Regions from separate parts of the Homo sapiens genome. Here region 2 is linked to region 1. A link is a contact called in ENCODE POLR2A ChIA-PET data. All regions are on one chromosome and are shown on one strand. The core of a region is the stretch at or near the end of the contact, and the rest is flanking DNA. Distances in the headings are between cores, read along the strand shown.

Region 1 (6,822 bases), core at 1,848-4,347:
TCTGTTTGAATGCATTGCAATAATTTTTCTTTTTTGGTGATGGTCCATTCTCCCCATCCTCCATTTTAGGGCTTTTCATGCTGGCTATGGTAACCTCTTGAGATGACCCTAATATTCTCTGATAATGTCTTTGATTTCTGGCACAAGATAGCCAGGTTCATTTTGTGTATTTCTTGCCCCAGAACTGAAATCACCCATTTCTCTAAAGAACCTTCGTTGCTTTTGGTAGACAGGGATTTTTGAGATCACCATCTAAACCTTAGTAGTGCTTATTGCTATTGAGTTATTACTAGCATTTGGAATAAACTCAGTCAACACATTGTTAGTTTCTTCTATGTGCCAAGCAGTACATAATTGCAAGAAAAAATACATTTAAACATGTGTTAGGAGTTTATAATATATATGAACATGTTACATCATATATTGCATTAAAAATAGTTTATGATTAATATATCTAATACACAAAAATACCTTCTTTTTAAATACAATTCGGGCACTATTTTCTTATGAAAGGATATTTTGATAAAGGTAACAATATAGTAATAATCACATTTTGCATTTAGAACTTTCAAAATACCCTTCCAAAGAAATTTCAAAAACCATGCAGATTAGAAAAATATTAAAGTTTTCGTATTTCCCATTATTTTCATTTGCATTTACCATTTTAATCCTAAATCGGCTTTCTTCTTCTTTTTCTTCTTTTTTTGTAAATTTTGCTATTATGCGCCTATCACATAGAAGAAAATAAGCATCTGTGCATATGTCCCTGGAAACAGATTTCAAGTAAAATAAAATAAATATATTTATGGTTTTAACCACTATTTCTTTCTCAAGGTATATTTTCATGGCCACTTTAAAACTACTGAAGTAGCAATATTTCAACTGCTCTTTTCATAGCTCAGTGGTGACAGAAATATTTCTGGTTCACTGATTTTGTTTTTTACTTATTAAGAGAATGGCTTAAATATTTTAACATTCTTTAACATAAATAAATAAATATTTATGTTAACATTTATATTTATATTTATCTTAACATAAATTTAAATATTTAAATTCTTTAACATGCAGTTAAAGAATTGAAGAGGATAGCATAGTCTGATTATTTTCAAGTATCTCTGACCCTTAGTTTCCTTACATATAAAAGTGGATGATAATACTAACTCCACTGGGGTACTGTGAGGATTAATTGAATATCATAGGTACAGGGCCAAGAAGACCGTGTTTCCTGAGAACGATGGTGATGAGCATTTTCAAACCTAATTTGTGAATGAATAGTTGGACAAAAATATTCTTCTAATTTTTGAATATATTTATTTGAAAACATAGCAAAGGTTAACAAATCACATCTAGTTGTACATTTATATTACATTGATTGTGTTTACTAAGAAAAATGAACTTTAAAAAACTAGGAATATAGGAGATTTATGGAGAGTCATTCATTCAATACTTTGTATCTGCTATATGTAGGGAGTTATGATAGGGACTGGGAATACAAATAAATTCCAGCTAACTTTGGCTAATGGATGGATCAGCATGATATAGAGAAGAGAGAATTTGGAGTGCTTATTTGTATCTCCTTTATGCTGCCAGGGCATGGTTTTGGAAGTGTCTGTATCCCTCCACCTACAGCCACAGCTACTCTCTGTCTTTCTCAGTCTCAGCTATTAGCTATTACTAGGTTCCAATATCATGATTCTTCCTTGCCTTTCAGGTCTAGGGGTGGTAATCCAATTAGCAATTTCCACCATTGCTCATCTCTGCCATACCTCATTTACTACTAATCATGGCAACACCTCTAAATACTCCCTTCATTAAACTATATGAAATCGATCATTTAAAATATACCACTTCAAGCAGACATTGCTCAAGATTTACATTAGCCCTCGCTGGGCACAGTGGTGTGTACCTGTAGTCCTAGCTACTCGGGAAGCTGAAGCAGGGGGATCACTTGAACCCAGGAGTTCAGGTCCAGCCTGAGCAAGAAAGCAAGGTTCTAAAGGGGGAAAAGCAAGGTTAAAAAAAATATACATTAGTCCCGTCATACAATTAAATTATACACTTGAATTGGAAACTGATCTGCTAGAAGGTGTACCGTTTCAGGGGAAACGCAAAGGAGAGTTACAGAACATGTCCTAGGCTAGCCAAATCAAGAATTGGCTCAGAAAGTGTAATGATTGAATTGACACTTGAGGATGAGTAGGACTTCATGGGTGTTTGAAAGGGGAGGGGACAAATTGGAAAAGGCATGAAAGTCAGAGAAACAGAATCATATTCACGGAGCTACATGTAGTATCCTATTTGGGAGGCATAAACTGGAAGGGTTGGGAATGGGGTGGTGAAGGAGCACAACAGATGAAGCCAGAGAGAAAGGGGCTTCAGAAAATGGAGGGTGTTGTAAGGAACAGTGTCTTTTTTTTTTTTTTTTTTTTTTTTGAGATTGAGTTTCACTCTTGTAGCCTAGGCTAGAGTGCAATGGCGCGACCTTGGCTAACTGCAACCTCCACCTCCTGGGTTCAAGCGATCTTCCTGCCTCAGCCTCCCGAGTAGCTGGGATTACAGGCGCCCACCACCACGCCTGGTTAATTTTTGTATTTTAGTAGAGATGGGGTTTCATTATGTTGACCAGGCGTCTTATATGTCTTCCGAAGAAGAAGAAGAAAAAACTTCTAGTGTGAACAATCAGCTTTTTTGGGTGTCTGTGTTTTTTCCTACCCATTAATGATTCTCTTTCTTCTGGTGACAAGTTGTCACGATTTTCCTCTGAGGAACAGGCCCTTCTTTGGTATCACTGCATGTGAGGTGAGTGGCATCAATTTCCTCCTACACCAACATTGGTGTAAGCATATGACCAATGTCTGGGAAATAAGTTTAATTGTTTTCCTTTGACACAGTGATTGGTTCAAAGAGGAGCGTGTAATTCAAGCCAGCCAATAAGACTTACTTATGGAAATTTTAAGTTCTGCTTTTGCTGGGATTGGCTAGCTGTAAGAATTATATAAGCCTAAAACTGGGGACTACTGTGAGGAGAAAACCAGTAAAAGAATGAAGCCAACAGAGAGGAAAGCAGACCTGAGGGAAAGTGAGAAGAGGAAGAGGGTTCTGATGACATCATCAGAGTCTGTGACTCCAACTATGCCTGAATCCCTCTTCAGCTTGTTTTCATTAACTAAGCCAATAAATTCTTTCTTTTTTCTATAACCAGTTTGAATTAAACTTCTGTCACTTGCAACCAAAAGTCTTTTATAACAGGGAGGAAATCTGGAGGAAAGGGAATGTTTTATTTGAAGTGTAGAATGTCAAGAAAAGCAGGCTTTTTTATTGTCCTTAGACTAGCATTGTCTAAGAAAAACATAATGCAAACCATATGTATCATTAAAAATATTGTAGTCTCTACCTTAAAGAGAAAGAGGTGAAATAAATTTTAATAAAATATTTTATTTAACCCAATATATAAACAATGTTATCATTCAAATATGCAGCAATATAGAAAATCAGTTTCCCTTTTTAAATTTAAATTTAATTGATTAAAATTAAATATAATTAAAAATTCAGTTCTCAGTGGCATGATCATTGCTCACTGTAGCCTCAACCTCTCAGGCTCAAGCAATCCTCTTGCCTCTGCCTCCCAAGTAGCTGGGACTACAAGCATGCAACATCATGCCAGGCTTATTTATTTATTTGTTTATTTATTTGTTGAGATAGGGGTCTCACTATGTTGCTCAGGCTGGATATTTGATATTTTTTGAACAAAGAAATAATGGAAGCAAAACAATGCTTTTATAAAAATAATCTGACAGCTCCAGTATCTTTAAATCTTTCCTGATATCCCAGTCAAATTAATGCCTTTCTCTATAATCCTCTCACGTGGGGTCATAAGGACACATGCCAGGTTCTTCAGGGTCAGAAATGCTTAGTCATTTAGAATGCAGCAGCCATAGAAATAACTCATGCAGAGCAGGATTCTCTCAAGACCTAGCTCACCCATTCTTTTGTCCCTGATAGGATTTGGAACATCCCCATAGCATGAAGTGGCATTGGCTTTCTGATTTCTGCTTCTAGATCATCAGGGACAGTAGAAGACTGGAGTCAAATGTAAGATGCATGAATGATTAATAATACTCTTTCAAATGTATTCATTAACTAAAAGACCAATCCTGGTTTGAGACATGTTCAAACAGGAACACAAAGTCTTAGAATCAGGAAAATATACTATCTACTCTCTGCTCCAAAGGAGGAAAGTATGCTTCATTTTGTTGTTGTCTCAACTCAGTTCTTTGGCATATTAGGTACTGAAAAAAAAATTGTTTAATGTAACTAGTGAATTATAAAATACAAATAATAGTCTTTCTAATCTTCTTGGATAAATAATATAAAATAGAATTCTTTAAAAATAGTCTTCCATTTTTAATCTATTTAACATCTTTTAATAACTTTTTAAATTAAAATTTTCTGATCAACACTCCATTTTCTTTCTATTTTTTTATAAATGTGAAATTATTTAAAGATATAATACTTCTTACCTGGGACATTCATTACAATTTTAATCAAATGATATTGTAAGTTCCAAGAGTCTTCATGTCCTAGCAAATGGATTACATAAACAAAAAACTTTTTTTGTGAGAAACACCCTTTTCTGTAAGAACATTTCAAATTCCTGAGCAGAGGCATTTTATATAGTTAGGTAAACATTTTTTTGTTTCTGCCAAGTGGATGAGGGCTATGTTTATTATTTCTATAGTGAAACAAAAAAAGGATATGTTTTCCTTCAACAGCATGAAACCAGTACAAGAGAAGAATATGTTTCTAAATGGGGGGCAGGTCAGAAAAAAGTCCCAAGAGGGAAGTTGCTGGGTACTGGCTATGTCTAGCCATGGAGAAGGTAATGCAACAGCCATCAGTGGTGGCCTCAGCAAATGAGATAGTTGCAGCCACTTTTATAACAAGGGCGCCAGGGAACAATGGAGCAATTAGTGTTGGGAGGTCTCATAAAATGATACATTGGCTTCATTTATTTGCTTTTTCTTTGTAGTTATGATGAGATACGTATTTGAAAATGTGGAATCCACAGTTTGTGGAACTGTTAATCATCAATAAGAGAAGTGGTATTTCTTAGGAAGAATTTAATCTCTGGTTTTTGGAGGTAGTGGTCTGTATCAATAGAAATAACTCTTTTTGACATTGAAGACTAGTTCTGACAGTTGATGGCAAGTATAGATACCCATGTGGTCACTACAGACTGAGCCCTCGATAATCATACTGAAGAGCTTTTCAAGGTACTGTTTTATAATAAAACATTTAGAAATTGGACCTTAATGTATCTGTTCTTCCCAAAAGCCAACTACCAGCAGTTACATAGCTTTTAGAAAGCTTCACATGTTCACAGTGACTAAAAACTCACAAAAATATCAAAGCTCAAATACTTGGCACACACTAGGGAAACTAAGACCTTATTTTGTGTTCTTAAGTAAATCAGTAGTTTTAAAGGTTTCTTGAAGGTCAGGACATGATAAACTTTTGCTTTTTGAAAATACTTTTTCTGGAGATATACATACACAAATATATGTGTGTGTGTGTATATATATATATATATACGTACACTATAGATATAGTTTTTTGGTGGATGGGAGTTGTAGAAGCAATATATGATCATCATAAAAGTTTAGAAAATAAAAAAACTGTGAGAAGGAAAATAAAAATCATTCTTTATTACAATCAGCTGGGGATTATTACTATTCAATTTTGATGTACATCCTTCCAGATTCACATGTAGGTGTATATAAACGCATCACATAACAATAATGGACCACATATACAATGGTGTTCCGGTGAGATTAAAATACTGTATTTTCACTGTACCTTTTCCATGTTTACACATATTTAGATACACAAATGTTTAGCTCATGTTACAATTGCCTACAGTATCCAGTACAGTAACATGCTGTACAAGTTTGTAGCCTAGGAGCAATAGGTTATACCGTATAGCCTAAGTGTGTAGTAGGCTATACTGTCTAGGTTTGTGTAAGTACACTCTCTGATGCTCACACAAGACAAAACATCTAACAATGCATTTCTCAGATGGTATCTCCACCATTAAAAGATGCATGACTATATCTTTCTATTATCTATCTTCTGTAGATACAGATTAGAGAGAGATTATTTTTCAAAAGTAGGATTACATAAAAATACAACAAAATCCTATATAACCACCTTTCTATTTCTATTACTTACAGACAGGAAATATGCTAATGACAAAGCTACTATATTTTAGTGACATATAAAATTATTATTCACAGCATCACTTGCATATTTTTGAACAACAGTTACACATATCCTTTGAAAACTTACATAGCCAGGCTACTGAATGATTTGGATGTATGATTTGAAGAACTTTTGTGAAAACTGTGACCTGCAAATGTAAACTACTGATTTAAATCTTTTAGCAGCAAGCTATGCTTGTGGCTATGCTGATTGCTCCACGTTCAAAGCAATTTCTACTGCTATAGTTTCTATAATTATCAACAAAAACACGCAAAATATTTGCTCCAAACCAGAATAGGCCACAACTTGCAAGAAACAAGCTTGGAAATCAGTAATTATGTGACTTCAGGAGGTATGTATTAGTGGTTCTTATACTAAAAGTGAGTGAAATGCATCAGTAATTTCTTTCCATAAAACCTGGGAAAGTTTCTAAAAAGGGATAAGATCTGGAGGAGGTCATTAGGGAAGGAGCTATAGTACTTAAGAAAGTTAGTTTGGAAAATGAAGATTTCAGGGAGATACATAATCAAAATCTCAGACAAATATCCAGTGAACATGGTACTG
Region 2 (6,822 bases), core at 2,994-5,493, 4.9 Mb before region 1:
CTGATTCACTAGGTCTGGGGTGGGGCCTGGGAATTTGTGTTTCCAGCAAACAAGCTCCTAGGTGATACTAAGCCTGCTGGTCCAGGGATAGACTTTGGGAACCACTAAGAGCATTTCATAGCATTTAAAAATTTCCTTCTCCTACATGCCTAGGAGACCAACTGAATCAGAATCTCTAGGAGTAGGACACAAGCATCAGTATTTTAAAAAACTGTCTAGGTGATTCCAAAGATGACCCCACTACCAGGTCTACCATTCCAAGTGAATGATTTCCAAATGATAGGCAACATAAAAACACCACCATTTGGGCAAGAAAGCATCATTTTTTTTACCCTGCAATAAAATAACAGTGGGATATGAATGGATAACGATAGCTAACAGTTGTTGAATACTTATATTGTGCCAGGATTAAATAATTTGCTCCAAACAACTATCCCCATCTTAAAGGTGATGAAACAGGCATCCCATGAAATTAAGTAACTTGTCCAAGGTCATGCACAAGTAACAGAGCTGGAATTTGAACCCAGGCCCTGCAGCCTCAGAGTCCCTGCACGTGGCCTGAACTATAGGGTACTCTGTGTAACCAGTCTGAGGGAGCATATTAACAGCCTCACTCTCTCTGGGCAGTTTCTATAGTGAACACTGAATGGGCCCCATCATCCAGCCAACTGGGCTATTATCCAGGATTCACCACTTAATAAGTTGCTATGGTTTAAACATTTTTGTCCCCTCCAAAACTCATGTTGGAACTTAATTCCCAAGGCAACAGTGTTGGGAGGTGGGGCCTAACGGGAGGTGTTCATGTCATTAGAGCTCTTCCCTCATGCTTCTGCTATGTGAAGAACAGTGTTTCTCTCCTACAGAGGATGCAGTGTCCAGGGCATCATCTATGAATGGAGACAACCTTTACCGGACACCAAACCTACCAGCACCATGACCTTGAACTTTCCAGCCTTCTGAACTGTGAGAAATACATTTCTGTTGTTTATAAATTACCTAGTTTTTGGAATTCAGTTATAGCAGGACAAAATGGACTAAGACAACAGTGATGCAATTTGATCAAGCTCTTTAGCCCTTCTGAGCCTGTTTTCTCATGGGGAAAATGCATATAAATGTGTCTAAATCAGAGGCCTGCTGGTAAGGCTAAAAGAAATTTGCCAAGGAGTGCCTAGCACAGAGCCGGGGTTCAGGAGACATTCACTCCCTTCCTCTTTTCCATCAGCTTTTCCTCTAAGGGTCCTCAGAACCCCAAAGAGTTTTTCCCAGTTGCTTCTTGGGCATCTTTGTAAGTACAGCTCTCTTGAGAACTGGCAGACACCTTTGACTGAAGAAATAAGTTCTGGGGAAATAAAGTTTTCCTGCTGGATGGAAGGAAGCACAGATGTTAGGCTTCGTTGAAAAATGAGTTCAGCTCATGACAGTTGAAAGTAAGGAAATCTGTGCTGCTACTTGAAGGAAAATAAGAACTGATTCCTGAGCTGTGGTTTCCCGGCATATCTCAGAGCAGCTGCATTGCATCAGGGGTCTGGGTATCAGATGGGGCTTCCACAGCTACAAGGTGTGCTGTGAGTCAGTTGTTACTAATAAAACAAAGTACTGAAGCTTGTTAGTGACTCACAAAATAGTAATGCATTAGATGAGATATGCATTGCTGTTTGAGAGTACTCTTGAGAGGGGCAGAGCCTTGTTTGCTGGGATTGTACACAATTCTGGGTAGGCCTTTGGTAAGGTAACTTGCAGGTGTCACCTGAACCAAATGCCAAAGCCGAGAATGATTGTATATGCCATTTAAAAGCAGATTGAAAGAACATTTTGAGGAAGTCTAGAATAACTAATTTTTATATCTTCCTACTTCTGCGATTTTTTAAAGGGAATCATAAAAGAATATATAGGTACCTTAAAACAAAGATGGGATGAATAACTTAGAGAAAGAAATATCTGATGGTGGTTGGGGGAAAGGGAGATGTAGGGTAAGAACTATGTCAGAAAATGTAGGCTAAGGAGGATCCTCAAAATTAAGTTCTGAGATTCCTAGGCAAAAAGAATAGTCCCATGCATTCCACAGCTTTCATTAACTGAAAAAAGAAAACATAGGCAAACTTCATTCTAGTACTAAAGTCCAAGTGGAAATTAGTTGCAAGGAATTTTTTATGTGAAGCAACATAATGAATATCTATGGCAATTTTACAGATAATTTAAAGCTGTTTTTCACCCGATCATTTCTTAAAATGACACTGGGTAAAGCTAAGGGGCATAATGCTAAATGATGTAAACAAACACTGTATTGAGTACCAAAGTGACTTAAGCCAGGAAGGGACTTCAGTGACTCCAGGGAGGAAAAAGTTTAGAGAACTGCAAAGTACCCTACATGCTATCCTTGCTGTTTTGGCAACATCTATACCCCTTTTAAAATGCAAAGATAAACTTTAAGAGCACCATTTAATAGCTCTTTAATGAAACTATGTTTAACCTGAGCAAGTTGTTGTGTATGCAAGATACTGGAAACGCCTTCTGTGGAAGGAAAGGCAAGTACAACTTTGTGCTTCTATTTGGATAAAAGGTTTTGAAGTGAAAGGCATTTGTGCAAATTACAAGCAGATTTTCAAGTCTAGAAAAACAAAAATCTCAACTGTGGATTAAGTTCTATTTTTTAACAAAAGTGAAATACTCTGCTTTAATTTCAGAAGTTAAAAAATCCTTTTTAACAACAGCAAAAAGGGGACCTGTTTTGAATTTAAAAGAAGTAGAGTGAGACAAGTTAGGAAAAAAAGAATTACCATTGCCTTTCTAAATTTATTATTATCATAATTGTCATTAAGTGTATTCGTCTTTCTTTAGGGTAAAGAGAGCTTTCCGATGGCCAAAATTTACTAGTCACTGAATTGTGTCCCAGGACACCCTTCAATAAAACTTGGCCTAAAGAAGCTTCAAGTTCCCTTCAAGTTCGAGGGCAGAGTCTGGGGTTCAGCCCAAGCCACTGGCATCCCTGAAGGGGCTGCAGGGCTCCTGACTCCAGGACCTCCTGGCATCCCGAATGCATGACCTCTCATGCCCGCCGCAGCACCTGCAATCTTGCCGGTGCTGCTTGGATTGCTGAGCAAACACTTGTTATTTGCGAAAGTACAAGGTTCAGTCTGTCAAACAGGGAAAACCAAACACCGAAGCACAGGAGCAGATAAGAGGGCCATGGTTGTGAGACCCACGCGGGCTCAGAGCGCGGCGGCGGGGCCCGGGCCTACCCGGCGCATGGGGGCTAAGGTGCAGCTAGGCAGGCCACGCGGCGCGGGCGGACGGCCTGGCCCGCGGAAACAGGCGCATAGGGCGGGAAAGTTCACCCGCCTTGCGGCGGCGACCGTTCTGGGTCGAACCGGCCATTGTAAGCCGCGCCGCTGGCGACCCGCCTGGGACCCCTTCGTGCCTTGGCCTTGGGGGGCCAAACACATCCCGAACGCCGTTCCCACCTTGCAGATTCTTGCAAGCTGCGGGTCCTACCTTGCTTCCCACGGGCTGATAACCCTGAACGTTCCCAGCGGGTAGAGGGCTTGCCACCTGCTGCTGAGCTGCGCTGCAGGCTTCCCCCGCCTCCTGCCGTAGGTCTAAGCCCAGAGACCAGAGGGGCCTTGGGCCTTGGCGCGCTGCCGCCGCCAGGGCACCGAGCGAGCCACTCTGCCTGACACTCATTTTTCTCTTCTGCAAAATGGGACTGACACCAACAATCACCTTCCTACCACCTCAGGGGGTTTTGAGGATCCCGTGAAATAACGGTGTGAAGATACTTTCAAAGTGGAAATCTCGGTTGTTACTAACTCATTTGTGAACCCCATTTTCTTCTTGATTTCTTCCTGACGTAGAATTGATCATCGTCACTGGGCTGTCTTAGCTACCCCTCCCTTGACTGTAATTTTAAATTTATCTGTGCATACCATTCCAAAAACAAACAAAAAAATCACGTGACCTGTGGTTTTATGTGTGAACAAAAGTTCTCTGAAAAGGAATTTAGAGGAAACAGACTTTATTACAATGAACAGTTTACAGACGAGGAAACATAGCCCTAAGTGTAAAATGAAGAGAACAAAGAGACAGTTTGGCGTTTACAGAGAAAATTCCTACCTGGGTTCCCAATCAGGTCCATTTATGCAAATGAACAATTCAAACTGGCTTGGTTCTGATTGATCAATGCAGCTGAGTCCTGATTGGTTGATGGGGAGCACAGCCTATTCCGTTGCTTCAGGCCACATGAGCGGTAACAGTCAGCTGTCAAAGCCCCAGTGTTAAGCCGACTGTGGGTTTTCCAGGAACTCAGAGTAGTGTGTAATCTCTAGTCAGTAAATGGCCGTTTGGCTCTATATTAAATTTATGTAGCCACTCAGGATTCATCTTGAGGGACTGGCTCTTTCAGATTCACTCATGTTTCAACTCTGCTGTTTATAAGTCCTCTATCTGTGTATACAGGCCTAGAGGTCCCAGGGCCGGATATAAAATTTCTCTGGACAGGGCCTGCTCCATAACCACCTTCACATGCTGTTCTTCAAACATATAGAATTGGGTTGATAGTGGAAACAATTTCAGGTACTTTAACCCAATTCTAAATATTCTAAATTTTAGGTATTTTAACCTTGGAATAATATAATTTTTTCTTCTTTTTTCTGTGTATAAAAAGACGTACATAGTTGATATGACACTATGTAATGTAACTCATAGATCACTATGTAATTTTGTACCTGCATTCATTCAGCATTTTAACATGAATTAATATTAATATTTTTCCATGTTAACTCTCTATGTAAAAACCATTTGCAATAAGCATTTTTCCATTTAGTAAGCTACCTCATATTTTATTAAATTGTTTTTCTACTGTTACACATAAGAGTTTTCTCCAGTTTTCCACTATAATAAATAATACTGCAGTGAACATCTTTCTTCCCAAAGCTTTTTTTGTTCTTTTTTTTCCTTGCTTTTGGTTTACCTCCTTAAAAGAATTCTGGGTCAAAGGTTATGAACATTTTTCAAAAGACCTTTGTTGTCATGATGGCAGAGAGGCAGCACTAAAATAGTTTGGAGCAATAGGGATTTCACCAAAATAGCTATGATTGATATCTGGAAAGAAAGACAGAGAAAATAATGGCATGGGAATCTTTCTAGAGTTTTAGGGCCTTGTTCTGATTTAAAAAAAAAAAAATATATATATATATATATATATATATATATGAAAGGAAAATAAATCTTCGGGCCCCCAAATCACTAAGGGAATAATCAAGCTGGGAACTGCTTAGGGCAAACCTGCTTCCCATTCTATTCAAAGTCACCCCTCTGCTCACTGAGATAAATGCATATCTGATTGCCTCCTTTGGAAAGGCTAATCAGAAACTCACAAGAATGAACCGTTTGTCTCTCAAGTATCTGTGACCTGGAAGCTCCCTCCCAGCTTCAAGTTGTGCCGCCTTTCCAGACAGAACCAATGTACAGCTTATATATATTGATTGACGTCTCATGTCTTCCTAAAATGTATAAAACCAAGCTGTGTTCTGACCAACTTGGACACATGTCATCAGGACCTCCTGAGGCTGTGTCATGGGCATGCATCCTCAACCTTGGCAAAATAAACTTTCTAAATTAACTGAGATCTGTCTCAGATATTTGGGGTTCACATATATATGAATATATGAAATAATTGTATATCTTAGAGTCCCATTCCTGGAAGTTTAAACAGCTGTACTCATAGCCCACACTTAAGTAGAAAGTTGGGAGAATATCTGACAGTATGGGTGACAACTGCTTACTCTAGGTGCAGATTGGGGCTTCTCAGGCAGCTATTGGCCCCAGGGTAATTAGCCTTCTGGTGACTACAGAAGTAGAAAGTAGAGATCTCCATCTACTTTACAGTTGAAGGCACTGAGTCTCAGCACACCCAGTTCAGTGGTTGTTAACTCTGGTTGCATAGTATAATCACTTAGGGTGATGAAAAGACATCCAGAAAAAAACATCCAGGATAGATCCTCAGATATTCTGATGTAATTGGTCTGAGGTGAGACCCAGGCATCATTACAATATGAAAGCTCCTTGGGTGATACTAATATGAATTAGGATTGAGAAGCTCTGGTATAGTGGGAAAAATATGGGCTTTGGAGTCACTAATATCTGATACAGCTCCCAGCTTTGCCATTTATTGGCCATGTCATTTTGAGTAAATTAATGACTACTCTCTGCTAAGGGTCCTCATTTTAAATCATAAAGTTGTCACAAGGGTTAAATGTAATAACATGCAAAGTGTTTTTCAAGGTTTCTGGAACATGGTTGGTGTTAAAAAAACGTTGGGTCCTTTAGTATGTACCTAAGGTCCTATAGCTAGCTGATGGTTCTGGAAAGCCATCCAGAACCGTGCTGTGCACTCAGTGAATGCCTGTGGATGTTCCTTGGTGACATCATCTTTGAACATGAATATGGGTGTTACTGAGACATTTCGAACACCACATTGAGTTGGTGTTCATCAGAACAATAAAGCCATACCTCATAGAGATTCATCTCATTTGCTGAATATTAATTTGCCTCCTATTTTTAGTTCTTCAGCTAAAAAGAAACCAATTTTTATTCTGCTAAACCAATTGATTATGATGGAACTCTTGCAAGAAAAAAGTTAAACACTGTTACAATTACATAAATGTATGGAAGTCTTTGTGTAACTTATGTAGTAAGCTGAGGATATAACAGTTAAATTGTCCTTTAAAAATTTTAAGACCTGCCCCACCCTCCACCCCCAGCAATGAACGATTTCACTTTTCACCAGCTTTAACCTAAATGCCTTTAGCCTATTTTCTTTATCCA

Evidence for each region. ChIA-PET counts read pairs that join two places held with the same protein, here RNA polymerase II (POLR2A).
Region 2: POLR2A ChIA-PET joins it to region 1 with 12 read pairs in Panc1. The contact joins two enhancer-like sites. POLR2A ChIA-PET finds 5 or more read pairs at or near these places in 2 of 52 experiments (Panc1 and T-cell).

The regions. Positions count from the first base shown.
Region 1 is chr3:152,233,211-152,240,032 of GRCh38, reverse strand. No RefSeq gene overlaps it. Among named protein-coding and RNA genes, the nearest start is that of LINC02917, 31 kb to the right of the region's middle. Within about 2 kb of position 3,097, at least 3 of the 41 ENCODE cell types and tissues checked have a DNase peak (open chromatin) inside an H3K27ac peak, as active enhancers do.
Region 2 is chr3:157,117,017-157,123,838 of GRCh38, reverse strand. LINC00880 (long intergenic non-protein coding RNA 880) reads left to right here and starts at 837. Exons shown (of 4, transcript NR_034007.1): 1 at 837-963. Within about 2 kb of position 4,243, at least 6 of the 41 ENCODE cell types and tissues checked have a DNase peak (open chromatin) inside an H3K27ac peak, as active enhancers do.